2 separate regions of the Homo sapiens genome follow, and region 1 is linked to region 2. The links are chromatin loops, found by intact Hi-C in ENCODE. Cell type or tissue: heart right ventricle. All regions are shown on one strand. Links, peaks and the distances in the headings refer to the core of each region. The heading gives the core; the rest is flanking DNA. Region 1 overlaps VAV1 (vav guanine nucleotide exchange factor 1). Region 2 has its middle 7.8 kb from the start of ARHGEF18.

Region 1 (10,919 bases), core at 1,337-9,336, 480 kb after region 2:
TAAGCCTCTGAGAAGATAGAGGGTTCTGGGAAGTGGAGGAGCTACACAAAGATACAGCCTAAATAACGGGCAATAGACTGGGCACGGTGGCTCATGCCTGTAATCCCAGCACTTTGGGAGGCTGAGGTGGGCGGATCACAGGTCAGGAGTTCAAGGCCAGCCTGGCCAATGTGGTGACAACACATCTCTACTAAAAATACAGAAATTAGCCAGGCATGGTGGTGGATGCCTGTAATCCCAGCTACTCAGGAGGCTAAGGCAGAAGAATTGCTTGAACCCAGGAGGTGGAGGTTGCAGTGAGCCAAGATCACACCACTGCACTCCAACCTGGGTGACAGAGCGATACTCTGTCAAAAAAAATAAAAAAATAAGGGACAATATATTCTGTTAGCCCACAGAATGGGCTTTTCTGGCGATAGACCTAGTTTCACTGTATTGGTCTGTTAGGAATGCCATAACTAAGTACTACAGACTGGGTGAGGGTTGGGGTTTATTATTATTATTATTTTTGCTTTTGTTTTGGGATGAGGGTCTTGCTCTGTTGCCCAGGCTGGAGTGCAATGGTACAATCATAGCTCACTGCAGCCTCAGCCTCCTGTGCTGAAGCCATCCTCTCACCTCACCATGTTGGTCAGGCTGGTCTCGAAATCCCAACCTCAGGTGATCCACCTGCCTTGGCCTCCCAAAGTGTTAGGATTACAGGCGTGAGCCACCGCGCCTGGCCTCCATCTTGCTTCTAACCTCCAAGCTGTCCTTGTTCATTCTTGGGCATAGGCGGAAGTAACCTTGGGAGGAACTTTATAGTTTAAAACAAAGACGATAACAGCCCTTTCCCAAAACAAACCTCCTTCTTGTTTGGGCACTAGACTGCCTTTGTAGGACTAACAAATTAGCCCCAAGATTAGAAATGATGGTTTAGGAGGCATGCAGCTAGAGGCTAAAAGATTCTGACCCTCCCTAAATTGCTCCTAAGATCAGGGCTTGAGATATTTTGCAAACCCTGCACTTGATGGATCAGCTGGCACCACCCAGATTGATAAACTGGCTCATGAGATCTTGTGGTCCCCCACCAGGAACTGACTCAGTGCAAGAAGACAGCTTTGACTCCCTGTGATTTCATCCATGACCGATCAGCACTCCTGGCTCGCTGGCTTCTCCCAACCCACCAAGTTGTCCTTAAAAGCTCTGCTCCCAGAAAGCTCAAGGAGACTGATTTGATTAATAAAACTCCAGTCTCCCACACAGCCGGCTCTGTGTGAATTACTCTTTCTCTACTGCAATTCCTGTCTTGAGAAATTGACTCTGTCTAGGCGGAGAGCAAGGTGAACCCACTGGGTAGTTACAAGGACACAGGGCAAACAGCTGCCCTGGGTGTGGTGTCTGGTGCCTGTAATCCAAGCTACTCAGGAGGCTGACGGAGGAGGATCGCTTGAGCCTGGTGAGGTTGAGCCTGAAGTGAACTGTGATCGTGCCACTACACTCTAGCCCAGGCAACAGAGCAAGATCCTATCTCAAAAAAAGAAAATGGTAAAAGAGGTACATTTTGCTGGGCATGGTGGCTCACGCCTGTAATCCCAGCACTTTGGGAGGCTGAGGCAGGTGGATCATGAGGTCAGGAGTTCGAGACCAGCCTGACCAACATGGTGAAACCCGTCTCTACTAAAAGTACAAAAAATTAGCCAGGCATAGTGGCACGTGCCTGTAATCTCAGCTACTCAGGAGGCTGAGGCAGGAGAATTGCTTGAACCCGGGAGGCAGAGGTTGCAGTGAGCTGAGATCCCGCCACTGCACTCCAGCCTGGGTGACAGAGTGAGATTCCATCTCAAAAAAAAAAAAAGTACATTTTATGTATGTTTGTGTTTCGTGTCATGAAATGTTTTGTTATGAATTGGAGAGTCAGAGAGAGAGTGTCGGTTTACTGGAGCAGAAAACACCTCAGGAACCAGTACCGGGGTAGAAAAACCTGAACGGTAATTGACGAATCGCTCAAGACTCAGTGTGCAGAAGTCTTAGGGCAGCCCCCGCAGTTTCATAAGTTTTACAAACTTGTCAGAGGAGTTTGAACCAGTGTGACTCCATCTTGAACAGGAGCTGGGTAACATGAGGCTGCGACCTGCTGGGCATTCCCGGGAGATCAGGCATTCTTAGTCACAGGATGAGATAGGAGGTCGACACAAGATACAGGTCATAAAGACCCTACTGATTAAACAGGCTGCGGTAGAGAAGCCAGCCCAAATCCCACCAAAACCAAGATGGCGACAAAACTGACCTGTGGTTGTCCTCATTGTTCATTCTTATTATACACTAATTATCATGTATTAGCTGCTAAAAGAAACTCCCGCAAGCGCCATGACAGTTTACAGATGCCATGGCAATGTCCGGAAGCTATCCTAGAGAGTCTAGAAAGGCGAGGAACCCTTAGTTCTGGAAAATCCTCAACCCCTTCCCAGAACACTCCTGAATAATCCACACCCCGTGTTGTAACCGAGTGAGTTGCAGAGAAATGCCACACTCTGAGATGAATTCAGGCGACCGAGAGAAGGCTAGTGCTCAAAATTCTCTCGGCCCTGAGGAAGGGGCTAGATTTCTTTCTTTCTTTCTTTCTTTCTTTCTTTCTTTCTTTTTTTGAGGCAGAGTCTCGCTCTGTCGCCCAGGCTGGGGTGCAGTGGGACGATCTCGGCTCACTGCAAGCTCCGTCTCCTGGGTTCACGCCATTCTCCTGCCTCAGCCTCCCGAGTAGCTGGGACTACAGGCGCCCGCCACCACGCCTGGCTAATTTTTTTGTACTATTTTAGTAGAGACGGGGTTTCTCCGTGTTAGCCAGGATGGTCTCGATCTCCTGACCTCGTAATCCACCCGCCTCAGCCTCCCAAAGTGCTGGGATTACAGGCATGAGCCACTGTGCCCGGCAGGAACCATTTTTAAATATGCCAAAGCATTCTGTTCTTTTTTTACTTTTCTTTTTTTTTTTTTTTTTTTGAGACAGTCTCACTGTAATGCCCAGGCTGGAGTGCAGTGGTGCGATCTCGGCTCACTGCAAGCTCCGCCTCCCGGGTTCACGCCATTCTCCTGCCTCAGCTGCCCGAATAGTTGGGACTATAGGCGCCTGCCACCATGTCCGGCTAATTTTTTATATTTTTAGTAGAGACGGGGTTTCACCGTGTTAGCCAGGATGGTCTCGATCTCCTGCCCTTGTGATCCGCCTGCCTCGGCCTCCCGGAGTGCTGGGATTACAGGCATTAGCCACCATGCCCGGCCTCAAAAACTTTTTTATTTTTAAAGTTTTAAATAAAAACTTGCTAGCATGTTACTCCACTTTATTTTTCTCCATGGAGCTAATCTCTAAGTAAACTCCAGCTGAGGCCACATCCTCGCCCAGCTCCTTCCTCTGCCCCTTCCTGCTGCCTGTGGCCAGCATGGCCAAGGCAGGAAGGGAGATGCAGATTACATAGGACCTTATGGTTATCCCCGTGCCTGAGCTCTCTGATGTTAGTTGTGCTTTTGCTGGGTGGACTGGAGGCAAGGAAAGTGAGGATACTTATGATGACTTGAAATCAGCTGTGGGCCAGGTGCGGTGGCCCACACCTGTAATCCCAGCACTGTAAGAGGCCGAGGCGGGCAAATCATCTGAGGTCGGGAGTTCAAGACCAGCCTGGCAAACAGCCAAACCCCATCTCTACTAAAAATACAAAAGTTAGCTGGGCTTGGTGGTGGGCACTTGTAATCGAGCTACTCAGGCAGCGGAGGCAGGGAGAACTGCTTGGAACCCAGGAGGTGGAGGTTGCAGTGAGCTGAGATTGTGCCACTGCATTCCAGCCTGGGCAACAGAGCAAGACTCTATCTCAAAAACAAAAAAACAAAAAACAAAAAAAAAAGAAGAAAAAAGAAATCAGATGCGGTGGGACTATTTACACCATAGGAATGGGCACATTCTATGCGAATATCCACTGTTTGAATCATCCCCACTCCGGCCAGGCATGGTTCACACCTGTAATCCCAGCACTTTGGAAAGCCAAGGCAGGTGGATAACCTGAGGTCAGGAGTTCGAGACCAGCCTGGCCAACATGGTGAAACCCCGTCTCTACTCAAAAGAAAATACAAAAATTAGCTGGGCGTGGTGTCGGGCTCTTGTAGTCCCAGCTACTCGGGAGGCTGAGGGAGGAGAATCACTTGAACCTGGGAGGTGGAGGTTGCAGTGAGCCAAGATCACACCATTGCCCTCCAGCCTGGGCGACAGAGTGAGACTCTTTCTCAAAAATAAATAAATAAATCACCCCCACACCACGGCTCCCCAAATCCTGCAGCTTAGAGCTCAAACATCCAAACCTGACTTCTGAGGCCCCCTAACAGCCTTCTCTTTGGAAACAGTCTAATCAGAGAGTTTGAGACACTGAAGCCAAATCACCGAAGGCCACCAGAGGGCACTACATAGCTTCAAATTGGTGCTGTGGGGTTACAATGGGCAAGATACGCGGAACTTGGTTCCGCGGCTCAAATGCCAGGACAATGCGGAAGTGTTGGCTGCCTAAGAACAAGTCCCGCCTTGCGTGAATGGTACCCATGAAATATGACAGCTCCCTATGTGACAATCTGCCTCGCGCCTCACTTCATTGCCTGGAATTCCACCATTAGGGAGTCATTCCTTTGGATAAAAAATGTTCCTCTGGAAAAAAAAAAAAAAAGTTCCTCTGGGCCGGGCGCGGTGGCTCACGCCTGTAATCCCAGCACTTTGGGAAGCCGACGCGGGCGAATCACCTGAGGTTAGGAGTTCGAGACCAGCCTGGCCAACATGGTGAAACCCCATCTCTACTAAAAATACAAAAATTAGCTGGGCGCTGTAATCTCAGCTACTCGGGAGGCTGAGGCAGGAAAATCGCTTGAACCTGGGAGGCGGAGGTTGCAGTGAGCCAAGATCGCGCCACTGTGCTCCAGCCTGGGAGACAAGAGCGAGACTCGGTCCCACCCCCACCCGCCCCCCCCACAAAAAATGTTTCTCTTCCAGAAAATATTAAATAGTTCAAGTTGAGACCCCTAGAAAGCACTAGAAATTAAAGACGTGGGAAGAATCCTCAGACCACAGAAAACAGCTGTAGGTGGAGACCCTTCCACCTACTTTGTATTTCTCTGCCTTCTCAACAATATGAACGTGTTTGGCTGCGGACGTTGGCTCACGCCTGCAATGCCAGCGCTCTGGGAGATTGCGCTATCGAGGTGGCGCACTACTGCTGCTGTCCATCAGGGGGCAAGCGCGGCTTTAATTTGTGGCTGTCTGCGGTGGGACTGCCTGGCGATGTGTCTGTGTGATGTTTAGGAATGTCCCTGTTTGATCTAGTGGGTGTCTGTCTGACGGCGTTTGAAGTCTATATCCGCTGATTTCATTTGTCTTTATCAGTGTTTGTAAATTCTTAGGGCTGGGGGTAGGAGTGAGTGAGTGTGTGTGTGTGTGTGTGTGTGTGTCTGTCTGTCTGTATTGGGGGCTGTCCGTTGTACATTCACCATGTTGGCCAGGCTGGTTTCGAACTCCTGAGCTCAAGTGATCCACCTGCCTCGGCCTCCCAAAGTGCTAGGATTATAGGCATGAGCCACCACGCCCGGTCTCCCAACAACTTTTCACCCACCCCACCCCCACTTTCCTCCCTCTCCAAGCAAAATGAGCCCCTTGAAGTTTCCAGAACCTACCAGGATCACTATCATTTGCCCCTCTCCCTAAAAAACTTTCCCTTCATTATTTATTATTATTATTATTGAGTCTCACTCTGTCGTCCAGGCTGGGGTGCAGTGGTGCAATCTCAGCTCACTGCAATCTCTGCCTCCCAGGTTCAAGTGATTCTCCTACCTCAGCCTCCCGAGTAGCTGGGATTACAGGCACCTGCCACCACACCGGCTAATTTTTGTATTTTTAGTAGAGATGGGGGTTTCACCATGTTGCCCAGTCTGGTCTCGAACTCCTGACCTCAAGTGATCCGCCGCCTCGGCCTCCCCAAGTGCCGGGATTACAGACATGGACCACCGTGCTAGGCTGTCCCCTCATTTATTTTCTAGGTGACTCCATCCAGCTGATTATACAGTTGCCACCTTAGATGTTTCCTCCTCCAGGAAGCCCTCCCTGACCATCCTCCCCTACTCAAGCCTGGGTTAGATCTGTATTTGCTCCCACAGCCACCTGTGTTCCTTATGAAATTCATCAACTCTGTGTTATAATTGCCTGGTTGATTGTTAAGTCCCCTACTGGATTATACGTGCTTTTCAGGCAGGTCTGCGCCTGAGTCATTCACACAGCCTGGGGCTGAAGGTGAGGGCCACCCAGGAACTCCAAGAACAAGTCCATGACCTCAACCTCACCAACACCCTGAACTAGACAGCCCAGGTAGCCACCTTAGGCCATAGGTAGGTTCATGGTGTGACTCTGGGGGAGTCACGGGAGGGGCAGAAACCCCCCGTCCTAGTTCCTGATCCCTTGTGACTGCATTGCTTCCTCCAACACCCATTTCTAGATTCATGGTTCCTCAAACATGAAAAACACTTCACTCCAGGCTTCAGAGGCTATATCCTGCACCTGGCCAGGTGTGTGCAGGTACCATCTAGGCGTTGGCTTACCTGGGGTTGCAGAGAGAGCTAGGATATACCAAGATCCCCACCCGGCACTAGAGTGACGGTTAAGAGCGTGGTTCTGTGCTTAGGTGCATACCGACTCTCTGCCTGTGGCGAGCTGATTTTATCTTTCTCTGGTTCAGAGAGGCGAAGTCTTTCCCAAAACTTTATAGCTAATTTCACAGGGGCACAGAGGACCTTAGAATCTCTTGGAGCCCTGACCACTATGCTCTATTTCATATAAAAATAAAAACTGGCCAGGCCCAGTGGCTCACGTCTGTAATCCCAGCACTTTGGGAGGCCGAGGCGGGCGGATCACAAGGCGAGGAGATCAAGACCATCCTGACTAACACGATGAAACCCCATCTCTACTAAAAATGCAAAAAATTAGCCGGGCGTGGTGGCGGGCACCTGTAGTCCCAGCTACTCGAGAGGCTGAGGCAGGAGAATGGCGTGAACCCGGGAGGCGGAGCTTGCAGTGAGCCGAGATCGCGCCACTGCCCTCCAGCCTGGGCGACAGAGCAAGGCTCCGTCTCAAAAACAAAAAAAACAACAACAACAAAAAGAAACCCGGCCGGTTGCAGTTGGCTCACGCCTGTAATCCCAGCACTCTGGGAGGCTGAGGTGGGCAGATCACGAGGTCAGAAGATCGAGACCATCCTGGCCAACATGGCGAAACCCCTGTGTCTCTACTAAAAATACAACTGTTAGCTGGGTGTGGCGGCGTGTGTCTGTAATCCCAGCTACTCGGGAGGCTGAGGCAGGAGAATCGCTTGAACTTGGGAGGTGGAGGTTGCAGTGAGCCAAGATTGCACCACTGCACTGCAGCCTGGCGACAGAGCTAGACTCCATCTCAAAAATAAATTAATAAATAATAAAATAAGATAAAATACCACGAAGCTGGCTGTGAGATTAATCTAGATACTGTGTAGGAAGTGCTTACTTTCATGGCGCCAGACAACACTGAATACTTGACACGGGAGGTGCCTCTGTTAGTAGTATGGTAGGGTAATATATTTGGAAGTATGAACTACTTTTTCCCAAATTAATTTATAGCCCATGATCCTTCCCCAGCCCTGTCAGCTTAGGCCAGCCCATCTTTTTGCCTCCTAAGGGTTATGCTAGCAGCCTGCAGATTTACCCAAAAAGCAACTCCCTGGCTTTTGTTGGTCAGTTGGTTACTTGGTTGTTTCTTTGCTTTGTTTTGTTTTTTGTTCTTTGTTTTTGTTTTTGTTTGAGATGGAGTTTTGCTCTGTCACCCAGGCTGGAGTGCAGCGGTGCAGTCTCATCTCACTGCAACGTCCCCCTCCCAGGTTCAAGTGATTCTCTTATCTCAGCCTCCCAAGTAGCTGGGATTACAGGTACCTGCCACCACGCCCGGCTAATTTTTGTATTTTTAGTAGAGATGAGATTTCACCATGTTGGCCAGGCTGGTCTCAAACTCCTGACCTCAAGTGATCTGCCCGCCTCGGCCTCCCAAAGTGCTGGGATTATAGGCGTGAGCCACTGTGACTGGCCTGGTTGGTTTTTAGAGATGAGGTCTCACTCTGTTGCCTAGGCTGGAGTGCAGTGGTGCAATCATAGTTCACCACAGCCTCCACCTCCTGGGCTCAAGCAATCCTCCCACCTCAGCCTCCTGAGTAGCTGGGACTACAGTTGTGTGCCACCATGCAGAGCTAATTTTTTTATTTTTTTTATTTTTTTATTTATTTTTTTTTTTTGTAGAGAGGAAGATCTTACTATTTTGTGCAGGCTGGTCTCGAGCTCCTGGCCTGAAGCAATCCTCTGCCCTCAGCCTCCCTGGCTTTTGAACTTCAAAATCTTCCTTGGAGATCCTGAATCTTAGTTTATGAGCATTAAAAGTCTAAGGGCTGGGCGCAGTGGCTCACGCCTATAATCCCAGCACTTTGGGAGGCCGAGGCTGGTCGATCACAAGGTCAGAAGATCGAGACCATCTTGGCCAACATGGGGAAACCCCGTTTCTACTAAAACTACAAAAATGAGCCGGGTGTGGTGGCGGGTGCCTGTAATCCCAGCTACTTGGGAGGCTGAGGTAGGAGAATCACTTGAACCCAGGAGGCGGAGGTTTCAGTGAGCCGAGATTGCGCCACTGTACTCCAGCCTGGGTGACAGAGCAAGACACCATCTCAAAAAAAAAAAAAAAAAAAATGCCAGGCGTGGTGGCTCATACCTGTAATCCCAGCACTTTGGGAGGCCGAGGCGGGTGCATCACGAGGTCAGGAGATCGAGACCATCCTGGCTAACAAGGCAAAACCCCGTCTCTACTAAAAATACAAAAAATTAGCCGGGTGTGGTGGCAGGCGCCTGTAGTCCCAGCTACTCGGGAGGCTGAAGCAGGAGAATGGCGTGAACCCAGGAGGCAGAGCTTGCAGTGAGCTGAGACCGCACCACTGCACTCCAGCCTGGGTGACAGAGCAAGACACCGTCTCAAAAAAAAAAGAAAAAAAAAAAGCTTAAGAAAATAAATTTCATGTAATGTATATTTTACTGCAATTTTAATAATTAATAAAGACTATTAAATAAAAAATGGCCAGGTGAGGTGGCTCACGCCTGTAATCCCAGCACTTTGGGAGGCCGAGGCGGGTGGATCACCTGAGGTCAGGAGTTCCAGACCAGCCTGGCCAACATGGTGAAACCCTGTCTCTTCTAAAAATACAAAAAATTAGCTGGGCATGGTGGCGCGTGCCTGTAGTCCCAGCTACTCGGGAGACTAAGGCAGGAAAATCACTTGAACCTGGGGGGCGGAGGTTGCAGTAAGCCAAGATTGCACCACTGCACTCTAGCCCAGGCAACAGAGCAAGACTCTGTCTCAAAAAGAAAAACAAATGAGGCCAGGTGCAGTGGCTCACACCTGTAATCCCAGCACTTTGGGAGGCCAAGGTGAGAGGACTGCTTGAGCCCATGAGATCAAGACCAGCCTGACCAACATAGCAACACCCCCTCCCTACAAAAAATAAAATATTAGCCGGGTGTGGTGGTGCTTGCTTTTAGTCCCAGCTACTTGGGAGGCTGACGTGGGAGGATCGCTTGACACCAGGAGGTGGAGGCTGCAGTGAGCTATGATCGTGCCACTGTGCCCCCGGCTGGGCAACAGAGTAAGACTCTGTCCCTGAAAAAATAAAATAAAATAATTTAAAAAGAAAGAAAAACGAATGAGCGGTACATTTTTGTGATCTTGAATCTTTGAGTATAAAATTCTTTCCTGAGTATAAAAATCTTTGAGTACTAAAAAAAAAAAAGAAAAGAAATTCTCACTTTTATTTATTTATTTCTTTATTTATTTTTATTTTTTGAGACAGAGTTCTTGCTCTGTCACCCAGGCTGGAGTACAGCGTCATGATCTCGGCTGACAGTAACCTCTGCCTCCTGGGTTCAAGCGATTCTCCTGCCTCAGCCTCCCAAGCAGCTGGGATTACTGGCACCTGCCACCACGCCCGGCTAGTTTTTGTATTTTTAGTAGAGACGGGGTTTCACCATGTTGGCCAGGCTGGTCTTGAACTCCTGACCTCGGGTGATCCACCCGCTTCAATCTCCTGAAGTGTTGGGATTACAAGCGTGAGCTACTGCACCCAGCAAATTCCTGCTTTATTTTATTTTATTTATTTATTTATTTTTGAGACGGAATCTCGCTCTGTTGCCCAGGCTGGAGTGCAGTGGTGCGATCTTGGCTCACTGCAACCTCCGCCTCCCAGGTTCAAGGGATTCTTCTGCCTCAGCCTCCTGAGTAGTTGGGATTATAGGCACTGGCTAGTTTTTGTATTTTTAGTAGAGACGGGGTTTTGCCATGTTGGCCAGGCTGGTCTTGAACTCCTGACCTCAGGTAATCTGCCCACCTCAGCCTCCCAAAGTGCTGGGATTACAGGCATGAGCCACCATGCCCAGCCCAAAAGAGGGAATTTCATATCCCAGATTCAAGTTGTATTGTATTAATAGATGACAGAGAACAGCAATCAAGTTAGGAGACAGAAATTGGTGAGAGGGCTTTGTCTGTGGATTGGTGAGGGGCTTTGTCTGTGATTGGTGAGGGGGCTTTGTCTGTGGATTGTTGAGGGGGCTTTGTCTGTGGATTGTTGAGGGGGCTTTGTCTGTGGTTGGTAAGGGGGCTTTGTCTGTGGATTGGTGAGGGGGCTTTGTCAGTGTGGCACACTCTCTCCCCATCTCTCTCCTAGCAGGTCCTTCTGAACGACACCAGTCCTTCTATCCATCTTCATCCTTTTATTAAATGTAACCCCCTTGAGCCCCGTCTGCTTGAGGGGACCCAAGAGGAAATCGGGGTGTTATAAATTAACCATGTCAGGGCACATCCC
Region 2 (10,919 bases), core at 2,048-10,047:
ACACAACAAACACCCCGACACACATGTGGACTCACAGCCACAGTCACACAGAACACTCACACACACACACACACACACACACACACACGAGCAGATGCTGCTGGCCAGGCGCGGTGGCTCATGCCTATAATCTCAGCACTTTGGGAGGCCGAGGCAGGTGGATCACCTGAGGTCGGGAGTTTGAGTCCAGCCTGGCCAACGTGGTGAAAACCCATTTCTACTAAAAATATAAACATTAGCCGGGTGTGGTGGCATGTGCCTGTAATCCCAGCTACTCGGGAGGCTGAGGCAGGAGAATGGCTTGAACCCGGGAGGCGGAGGTTGCCGTGAGCCAAGATCATGCCACTGCACTCCAGCCTGGGCAACAGAGTGAGATTCCATCTTAAACAACAAACAAAAACAAAACAACAACAACAAAAAAGAGCAGATGCTGGCCACCTCTGAGAACACCTCTGGAGACACTGACTTGCACACCGGTTGCCACGGGACCACTCAAAATCACTAACACACAGACCCGGAAAGCCCTCACCACAAACACTCACTGGCCCATAGCGCCGCGCTTGTCCCTGGGGACACAGGTGGGGCCATCCCCAGAATCACACCAACGAGACACACACAGAACACAAGGAGACACAGATATACACAGATTTGCACACACCCATTCTGTAACCAGTTGATTATTTCTTTCAGGCAACATGCATTTATCGAGCACCTACTGTATGCCAGGCACTGTGGCAGGTGTGGGATCACGGTGAACAAGACAGACACAAACCCCCGCCCTGCAGGAGCTCCAGCTGGGGGAGGCAAACAGTGAATCAGGAAACACACCTAGGAGATAAATTCAGGTGCTGTGAATTGCCGCAACAGGAAGTAAACAGAGTGATGCGATAGAGTGGGTGGGGGAGGTTGATGCTTTAGCTGGGAAGGTCAGGGAAGGCCATTTGAGCTGAGATCTGTAAGCTCAGAAGAAGTCAGGCATATAAATCAATGTCTAGCTGGGCGTGGGGGCTCACGCCTGTAATCCCAGCACTTTGGGAGGCCGAGGCGGGTGGATCACGTGAGGTCAGTAGTTCAAGACCAGCCTGGCCAACATGGGGAAACCCCATCTCTTCTAAAAATACAAAAATTAGCCGGGTGTGGTGGCGTCTGTCTGTAATCCCAGCTACTCGGGACACAGAGGCAGGAGAATTACTTGAATCTGGGAGGCAGAGGCTGCAGTGAGCCGAGATTGTGCCACCCTACTCCCACCTGGGTGATAGAGTGAGAAAAAAAAAATCTAGGGGAAAGTTATTCTGGGTGGTAAAAACTGCCAGGGCAAAGGCTTGGAGGCAAGACTGAGCTTGGGGTGTTTGAGGAACAGAAGGAAGCAGGTGTGGCTGGAGCCAGGCGGAGGAGGACTGTCACAGGACCCAAAGTGCTGGGATTACAAATACGACACACCGCACCTGCCCTTTTCTCCCACTTTTGATAGAGACATAGCAGAGTGAAATATTTCTGTGCTGTAGAAATACTCTGTGCTGTTTGGGAGTACCGTCCACACTTCCTGTCCACGCTTCCCCACTCTCTGAACCCTGGCCTCTGTCCCCACTGCGCCCCGGACACCTGATATTGGCCTTAAGGCCGAATGCAGAGGCCACCCCTCGGCTGTGCACACCTGGCTCCCTTCCTTCCCCTCCACCACCCCGTCCAGCCCGCAGGGAGGGCCACCACCTGCTCTACCCTTTACTGCTTGCGTTGGTGGGAAAAGACACATAACATAACATTTACCCTTTTACCTTTTTTGTTTGTTTGTTTTTGAGACGGAGTCTCGCTCTGCTGCCCAGGCTGGAGTGCAGTGGCACGATCTCGGCTCACCGCAACCCCCGCCTCCCAGGTTCAAGCAATTCTCCTGCCTCAGCCTCCTGAGTAGCTGGGATTACAGGCACCTGCCACGACACCTGGCTAATGTTTTGTAGTTTTAGTAGAGATGGGGTTTCATCCTGTTGGCCAGGCTGGTCTCGAACTCCTGACCTCAAGAGATCTGCCCACCTCGGCCTCTCAAAGTACTGGGATTACAGGCGTGAGCCACCGTGCCTGGCCTTAACCATTTTTTTAAATTTAAAAAATGATTTTTAAAATGTGTATACATTTAAGGAGTATAAAGGCAACTTTGTTACATGGATAGATTGCGCAGCAGGAAGCCTGGGCTTTAGTGTAACCATCGCCCAAGTAATGTACATTGTAGCCATTAAGTCATTTCTCATCCCTTACCCCTCCCGCCCTTCCTCCTTTACCCCTTCCGGGTCTCCACTGTCTAAAATTCCGCACTATGACCACGTATACACATGATTTAATTCCCGCTTATAAGTGAGAACATGCGGTATTTGACTTTCTATTTCTGAACTGTTTTACTTAAGATGATAACAGCCTACAGTTCCATTCATATTGCTGCAAAAGACATGATTAATTCTATATTTTAACCCTTTGTTTTTGTTTGTTTGTTTGTTTGTTTTTGAGACAGGGTCTTTGTCACCTGGACTGGAGTGCAGTGGTGGGATCACAACTCACTGCAGCCTCAATGTCCCAGGCTCAAACAATCCTCCTGCCTCAGCCTCCCGAGTAGCTGGGACTACAGGTGCGTGCCACCATGAGCGGGTAATTTTTAATTATTTTTTGTACAGAAGGGGTCTCATTATGTTGCCCAGGCTGGTCTTAAACTCCTAGACTCAAGCAATCCTCCCATCTCAGCCTCCCAAAGTGTTGGGATTACAGGCATTAGCCACTGCCCCCAGCCCATTTTAACCTTTTTTTTTTTTTTTTTTTTTTTTTTGAGACAGAGTTTCTCTCTTGTTGCTCAGGCTGGGATGCAATGGCGCAATCTCTGCTCACTGCAACCTCCACCTCCTGGGTTCACGCGATTCCCCTGCCTCAGCCTCCCAAGTAGCTAGGATTACAGGCACCTGCCACCATGCCCAGCTAATTTTGTATTTTCAGTAGAGACAGGGTTTCACCATGTTGGCCAGGCTGGTCTCAAACTTCTGATGTCAGGTGATCCACCCACCTCGGCCTCCCAAAGTGCTGGGATTACGGGCGTGAGCCACCGCCCCTGGCCCTTGTTAACCATTTCTAAGTGCACAGTTCAGTGGCATTAAATGCATTCGCATTGTTGTGCAATCATCTCCAGCACTTTCTCATCTCCAAACTGAAACTCTGTCCCCATGAAACCCTCGCTCCCCATCTCCCTCCCCAGCCCCTGGCACCCACCATTCTGCTTTCTGTCTCTGTCAATCTAGTGACGGTAGGGACCTCCTATAAGTGGAATCACACAGGATTTGTCCTACTGTGCCTGGTTTCTTTCACCCAGCGTAATGTCTTTAAGGTCCATCCATGTCAGCAGGTGTCAGAATTTCCTTCTTTTTGCATCTGAATCATATTCCATTGGTGGATAATTGGGTTATTTCTATCTTTTGGTAATTGTGAATCATGCTGCTAAGAACATGGGTGTATAGGCTGGGCGTGGTGGCTCACGCCTGTAATCCCAGCACTTTGGGAGGCCAAGGCGGGTGGATCACGAGGTCAAGAGATCGAGACCATTCTGGCCAACATGGTGAAACCCCGTCTCTACTAAAAGTACAAAAATTAGCTGGGCGTGGTGGCGCTCGCCTGTAGTCCCAGCTACTTGGGAGGCTAAGGCAGGAGAATTGCTTGAACCCGGGAGGCGGAGGTTGCAGTGAGCCGAGATCGCGCCACTGCACTCCAGCCTGGGCGACAGAGCGAGACTCCATCTCAAAAAAAAAAAAAAAAGAACATGGGTGTATAAACATTTGTTTTGAGTCCCTGCTTTCAACATTTGGGTATGTACCGCTGGAGAGATTTTTTTTCCTTCCTTCCTTCCTTCCTTCCTTCCTTCCTTCTTCTTTTGTGGTGTTGTTTGTTTGTTTCTGAGACAGAGTCTCACTGTGTTTCCCAGGCTGGAGTGCAGTGGCGTGATCTCGGCTCACTGCACTGCAACCTCCGCATCCCGGGTTCAAGCGATTCTCCTGCCTCAGCCGCCCGAATAGCTGGGGATTATAGGCATGTGCCACCACACCTGGATAATTTTTGTATATTTAGTAGAAACAGAGTTTCACCATGTTGGCCAGACTGACCTCAAACTCCTGGCCTCAAGTGATCCACCTGCCTCGGCCTCCCAAAGTGCTGAGATTGCAGATGTGAGCCATCACGTCCAGCAGAATATATGCAATAGAACACAGGTCAGCAAAGTATAACCTTTAGGCCAAGTTTAACCCAATGCTTACTTTTGTAAATAAAGTTTTTATTCTTGTTTTCTGAGAGACAGGGTCTCATTCTGTCACCCAGGCTGGAGTACAGTGGTGTGATCATAGCTCACTGCAGCCTCGACTTCCCAAGCTCAAGCCAGCCTCCCTCCTCATCCTCTGGAGTAGCTGCGACCACAGGCATACAACACCGCGCCTTGCTATTTTATTTTATTTTTGTCCTTTTGAGACAGAGTCTTACCCTATTGCCCAGTCTGGAGTGCAATGGCGCAGTCTTGGCTCATTGCAACCTCCGGCTCCTGGGTTCAAGAGATTCTCCTGCCTCAGCCTCCCAAGTAGCTGGGATTACAGGCATGTACCACAATACGTGGCTAATTTTTTTTTTTTTTTGTATTTTTAGTGGAGATGGGGTTTCACCATGTTGGTCAGGCTGGTTTTGAACTCTTGACCTCAGGTGATCCACCCACCTCGGCTTCCCAAAGTGCTGGGATTACAGGCATGAGTCACCCTGCCCGGCCTTATTTTATTTTTTGTAGAGACAGGGTCTCGCTATATTGCTCAGGCTGATCTCAAACTCCTGGGCTCAAGTGATCCTCCCACCTCGGCCTCCCAAAATGCTGGAATTACAGGCATCAGCCGCCCCTGGAGGGTTTTAAGCAGGGGCCTGTGAACCTATTTTGCTTTCAGCTTTAAAAGATGCCTTGGCCAGGTGCGGTGGCTCATGCCTGTAATCCTAGCACTCTGGGAGGCCGAGGCAGGCGGATCGTGAGGTCAGGAGTTCAAGGCCAGCCTGGCCAATATGGTGAAACCCCGTCTCTATTAAAAATCCAAAAATTAGCCGGGCATGGTAGCACACGCCTGTAGTCTCAGCTACTCGGGAGACTGAGGCAGGAGAATCGCTTGAACCTGGGAGCCAGAGATAGCAGTGAGCCAAGATCGTACCACTGCAATCCAGCCTAGTGACTCCATCTCAAACAACAACAACAAAAAGCCTTTTTCTTCCAGCCTTAGCTGCTATCATGGAGATGGCCACGTGGGGGCAGCACTTCCCCATGGCTTCTCCTCTGGCCAGAAAGACCACAGAAAGCAAAACAGGAAAAAAAACCGACCCTTGTGGAAAGCCGGAAGGCTTACAGGGGCCAGGCAGCAGCCTGAGTTAGTGAGGGCCATGGGGTGTGAGACACGGGTTTGCCCTTCCTTCTACCACGCTTATTTTTTTCTTGGAGTAGTCTCACTGTGTTGGCCAGGCTGGTCTCAAACTCCTGGCCTCAAGTGATCCTTCCTCCTCGGCCTCCCAAAGTGCCGGGATTACAAATGTGAGTCACCACACCTGGCCTTTTCTCCCACTTTTGACAGAGACGTGGCAGAGTGAAATATTCCTGTGCTGCAGAAAACAACATAATTTCAGTTGGGTTAAAGATGAAATGTGAACAATAAACCAATACAGATCATAGAAGGAATTTACAAGGCTATTTTTACAATTGAGGGTTGAAAACATGCTTTTTTTGAAATTGTTGTGTGTGTGTTTTAACTAAGACAGAAAACCCAGAAGCTATGAATGAAACCACAGAAATACTTAATACATAAAAATCTATATAAACGTGGCCGGGTGCAGTGGCTGATGCCTGTAATCCCAGCACTTGGGGAGGCTGAGGCAGGTGGATCACTTGAGGCCAGGAGTTAGAGACCAGCCTGGCCAACATGCAGAAACCTTGTCTCTACTAAAAATACAAAAATTAACTGGGTGTGGTGGTGGGCACCTATAATTGCAGCTACTCGGAAGGCTGAGGCAGGAGAATCACTTGAACCCTGGTGGCAGAGGTTTCAGTGAGCTGAGATCTCACCACCACACTCCAGCCTGGGTGACAGAACAAGACCCTGTCTCAAAAACAAAACAGAACAAAACAAAACGAAACAAACAAAAAACTATATAAACATCTGTTAAAAATCTTATAATAAAAATAAATATAACTAACAGAATAATTTTATAAATTATCAGGGAAGTATATACAAAAGCAATAAAGAAAGATGAATTGGTTGCCTGAGAAGGGTTGGTACCTTTATATGCAAAGAGATTTCACACATTGATAAGAAAAAAACACAACAGAAATAGAAAATTAAGAATTTGGGGCCGGGCTTGGTGGCTCATGCCTGTAATCCCAGCACTTTGGGAGGCTGAGGCAGGTGGATCAGTTGAGGTCAGGAGTTCGAGACCAGACTGGCCAACATGGTGAAAATTAGCTGGGCAGGTGGTGGGCACCTACAGACCCAGCTACTTGGGAGGCTGAGGCAGGAGAATCGCTTGAACCTGGGAGGCAGAGGTTGCGTCAGTGAGCTGAGATCGCGCCATTGCACTCCAGCCTGGGCAACAGAGGGAGACTCTGTCTCAAAAAAAAAAAAAGAAGAAGAAAAAGCAAGAAAAGAAAAAAAGAGAAAGAAAGGGTGTGAACAGGCATGTCTCAGAAAAGCACAGACGGGAGCCAAAGAATGATGAAAATATAGTTCCCAGAAGCCCAGAGAGTGCGAATTTCAGGGAGCTGTTCACTTCATATCTAAGAGTGCGGCAATAGCAACCACCAAAAGGAATGTATCTGATTATCATCTTACTGTAGTTGAAATTATATTGGAAATTAGAACATGTATTTATGAAATTCTACAGTCTTAATTTGTCTACATGATTTCTAATATTTTCTTTTTTCTTTTCTTTTCTTTCTTCTTTTTTTTGGGGGGGTCGGGGGACAGGGTCTCCCTCTGTCACCCAGGCTGGAGTGCAATGGCACAATTTCAGCCCACGGTAACCTCAACCTCTCAGGGGCTTAAGCGATCTTCCCACCTTAGCCTCCTGAGTAGCTGGACAACAGGTGGCCACCTCAAGTGGCATTTCTTTTTCTTTCTTTCTTTTTTATTTTTCTTTGAGAGGGAGTCTCTGTCTCCCAGCAGTGGCACAATCTCGGCTCACTGCAACCTCTGCCTCCCAGATTCAAGCGATTCTCCTGCCTCAGCCTCCCGAGTAGCTGGGACTACAAGTGCGTGCCACCACGCCCAGTTAATTTTTGTATTTTTAAAGACAGGTTTTCACCATGTTGGCCAGGATGGTCTCAATCTCTTGACCTCGTGGTCCTCCCACCTTGGCCTCCCAAAGTGCTGGGATTACAGGCGTGAGCCACTGCACCCGGCCAAATTGTATATTTTCTTGGCAATTATGAATAATATCACTACAAACATTTATGTCAAGACTTCAATGTGAATATGCTTTCATTTATCTTGGTAAAATACATAGGAATAGAATTTCTGGGTGCTATGACAAATGTATATTTAGCGTTGTAAGAAACATTTTAACTGTTTCTTTTGTCTTTTCTTTTTTTGTGATAGAGTCTTCGTCTGTCACCCAGGCTGAAGTGCAATAGCACGATCTCGGCTCACTGCAACCTCTGCCTCCCTGGTTCAAGTGATTCTCCTGCCTCAGCTTCCTGAGTAGCTGGAATTACAGGCGCATGCCACCATGCCCAGCTAATTTTTGTGTTTTTAGTAGAGACGGGGTTTCGCCGTGTTGGCCAGGCTGGTCTCAAACTCCTGACCTCAAGTGATCCTCCAGCCTCGGCCTCTCAAAGTGCTGGGATTACAGGCATGAGCCACTGCACCCAGCTGGACTGTTCTTCTTTATTCTTCTTTTGGTCCTCTTTCAGTTCTCTCCCTCTCTGTCTCTGTCTCTCTCTCTCCGTGTGTGTGTGTGTGTGTGTGTGTGTGTGTGTGTGTGTGTGTGTAGGCAAAAAGCTTAGATTAGATAATTAGGCTGGGCACAGTGGCTCATGCTTGTAATCCCAGCACTTTGGGAGGCTGAGGCAGGAGAATCAATTCAGCCCGGGAGTTCAAGATCAGCCTGGGCAGCATAGCAAGATCCTGTCTCTACAAAAAATTTAGAAATTAGCCAGGCATGGTGGTGCCCACCTGTTGACCTAGCTACTCAGGAGACTGAGATGGGAGGATCCTTTAAGCCTGGGAGGTGGACACTGCAGTGAGCTATGATTGCCCCACTGCACTCCAGCCTGGACAATAGAGTGAGATCCTGTCTCAAAAAAAGAAAAGAAAAGAAAAAGAAAAATAGATCTATATATATGCAGTAGATGTTACTTATTCAGACAAGTGAGAGTACCTAGCACACTTCTGGAAATAGGGTTGCCAGATCAAATATAGGAACCTGAGTATCTTATATATTTATCCGTTAAATGTGGCAAGCCAATTCAGGGACTCTTTGTGATAGCATCTGTGTCCCCAGGGGCTGGTTCCCCAATTCTCATAGTAACACGGGGTGGGGCAGCAGGCTGGGCTCTTTCTTTTTCGCATCCAGGCTGTTGGACCCCAGAGAAACCACAAGGGACTTTAGAGGCTTCAACAGGAAAACCGCATCTTAATATAACCCAAGAACTGAACATTCTCGTAATGAGATGTCCACAGAAGCACAGTGCCATTACTTTACATACTTCCAATGGCAAGATGTGTCCTGGCGTGGCTTCTGGCACTGGTTATGAATCATAAAAGAGGGGTCACCCCTCTCTGAGCACTTTCTATGTAGTTTATTTAATCTCATGCAATCTTCACAACCATCCAAGGAGGAAGGCCCTGTTGGCTTTATTGGCCCCGTTCTGTAGATGAGGAAGCTGAGGCTCAGTGAGGCAAGGCTCTGTGACACACTGTCCCCCAGAGGCTGCAGCATGCAGAACCCCTTAGAACATCTGCTTTGTTAACGGCATGTTGAGAGACACAGCCTCTGGGAACCTGTGTTAGGCACGTTGGCCGAGGGGCCGGGCACCCGTATTGCTAACCCTGCCTGTCTCTGCCAGTGACCTGAACTCACACAGATGGTGCAGTGGACAACCTCTGCTCACCACTTGCACCTGCAGAAGACTCATCAGGGCACACAGGGCCATGCCACAGCAGTTCCCTTCCCACACTGCATTATTCAGTAAGCACAAAGCAATATGGCAGGTGTGATAGTTGGAGCCCAGGTGAGCAGCCCCTGAGCCCCAGACTTGGAAGTCCAGGGAGGCTTCCTCAGGAAGCAGTGCCCAGCACATACCTGAAGGATGTGAAGGACCTGGGACAAGCACAGGGCCACAGGTGATTGCACTCATCCACAGCAAGGAGAACCAAAGGGGAAAGTGGCTATAATGGGGGAAGCTAGAGACAGAGGCCATTGTGTCTGGGTCCAATGGCATAGCTTTAGCTTTTATCCCTAAGGCAATGGGGAGACATGGGAAGTTTTATGCGGAGGGGAGGCAAAGTCTGCTCTTTGTTTCAGAAAGCTCCCTTTAACTGGGCATGGAAGGAATGGTTAGAGGGTATAATCCTGGAAGCTGGCAAGGTGGCAATGCTGTCATTCAGGAAGACAGGACAGTGGCCCAGCCATAGGAGGGAGAAAAGTGGGTGACTCGGGGGGGAATTCGAGAGGCAAAATGAGCTGGACTTTGTGTAGATATGGGTGGATGGGGAGCGAGAATGCCACCCAGCTCTCAGCCTGACTCCCCAGCGGACAGGGTCTGGGACAGGCTCCAGGGTCAGCACTTTTGACTGACAGCCTCAAGTCTATGGGTGTAGTGTCCCTGTCCACTTCCCTCCATTCATCTATTTGCATTTCCTGAGCCTGGAACTTTCCAGCTGCTCCTCTGGTTGCCCTGGAAGGGGGAGGGCTGGGAAGGAGGTCTCCCATCCCAGCAGCTGGCCCGCAAGGCAGAGGCTGCCCCCGGCTGACGCTCTTCCTTTTCCTCCAGGTAGCACTGTGCCAGGGCATCTGGGAACCCCAGAGGAAGGGCAGGGTGTCCAGCGGGTGGGCAAGGGGTCATGGCTATGGGCTCCTCTCTTCCCATGAGCTCATGGGCTCAGCACCCTGCCAGGTGTCAGCAGGAGAGGGCTCAGGAATCCTAGGTGGACGGTGGGGGCTGAGAACCTGTGTTTGTCATCTGGACAGGTGTGTGGATGTCACCCTGGAGGCACATCTGGCTCTTTATCCTTTAGTCTGCTCAAACAGTACTCCCTCAAGGGACTTCACCTCTCTCTATCTCTCTGCTCCCCTCCATACCTCCCCCATTTTGTTTTCTGAGTCGTCTTTATTTTATTTATACGTTTATTTTTGAGACAGCGTCTCACTCTGTCACCCAGGCTGGAGCGCAGTGGCACCATCTCAGCTCACGGCCACCTCCGCCTCCAGGGTTCAAGTGATTCTCCCGCCTCAAACTCCTGGGTAGCTAGGACTGTAGGCTTGCACCACTGTGCCCGGCTAATTTTTTTTTTTTTTTTTTTTTTTTTTTTTTAGTAGAAACAGGGTTTCACCATGTTGGCCAGGCTAGTCTCACACTCCTGGCCTCAAGAGATCTGCCCGCCTCAGCCTCCCACAGTGCTGGGATTACAGGCATGAGCCGCCTTGGGTCCGGCCTAGTTGTATAATAATTTCATTATGTATTACAATGTGGTAATAATATAACAACAGTGCATCATAGTGCACAGTAAATGTAATGTTCTTGAATCATCCTGGAACCGCCACCTTCCAACTGTCTTCCATGAAACTGGTCCCTGGTGCCAAAAAGGTTGAGGATCTCTGGCTTTAACACCATCCCCTTTGTGCTATTCTTGTGACAGTGTGACAATAAGTTCTCGTGAGACTCTGTC

What was found. A loop is a pair of places that touch in the nucleus more often than their neighbours do. Peaks named below come from ENCODE experiments on the same cell type or tissue, not always from the same donor. Only the 100,000 strongest peaks of a DNase experiment are listed, where the experiment ranks them.
Region 1: it touches region 2 in a loop (6-fold over the local background); 6 of 110 quality-filtered maps call a loop at or near these places.

The regions. Positions count from the first base shown.
Region 1 is chr19:6,857,255-6,868,173 of GRCh38, reverse strand. It overlaps VAV1 (vav guanine nucleotide exchange factor 1), which reads right to left. Exons shown (of 27, transcript NM_005428.4): 27 at 10,813-10,919. Among named protein-coding and RNA genes, the nearest start is that of ADGRE1, 25 kb to the left of the region's middle. RefSeq lists a silencer at 1-9 and an enhancer at 5,031-5,170. In heart right ventricle, for the core only: CTCF peaks have their summits at 4,411 (motif pointing right) and 5,227 (motif pointing right); DNase peaks (open chromatin) are centred at 4,443 and 5,233; H3K4me3 peaks cover 867 bases; H3K27me3 peaks cover 597 bases.
Region 2 is chr19:7,335,644-7,346,562 of GRCh38, reverse strand. No RefSeq gene overlaps it. Among named protein-coding and RNA genes, the nearest start is that of ARHGEF18, 7.8 kb to the left of the region's middle. RefSeq lists enhancers at 1,610-1,679, 5,152-5,221, 5,282-5,391, 8,793-8,902. In heart right ventricle, for the core only: CTCF peaks have their summits at 5,074 and 5,288 (motif pointing right); DNase peaks (open chromatin) are centred at 5,282, 8,592 and 8,832; H3K27me3 peaks cover 963 bases.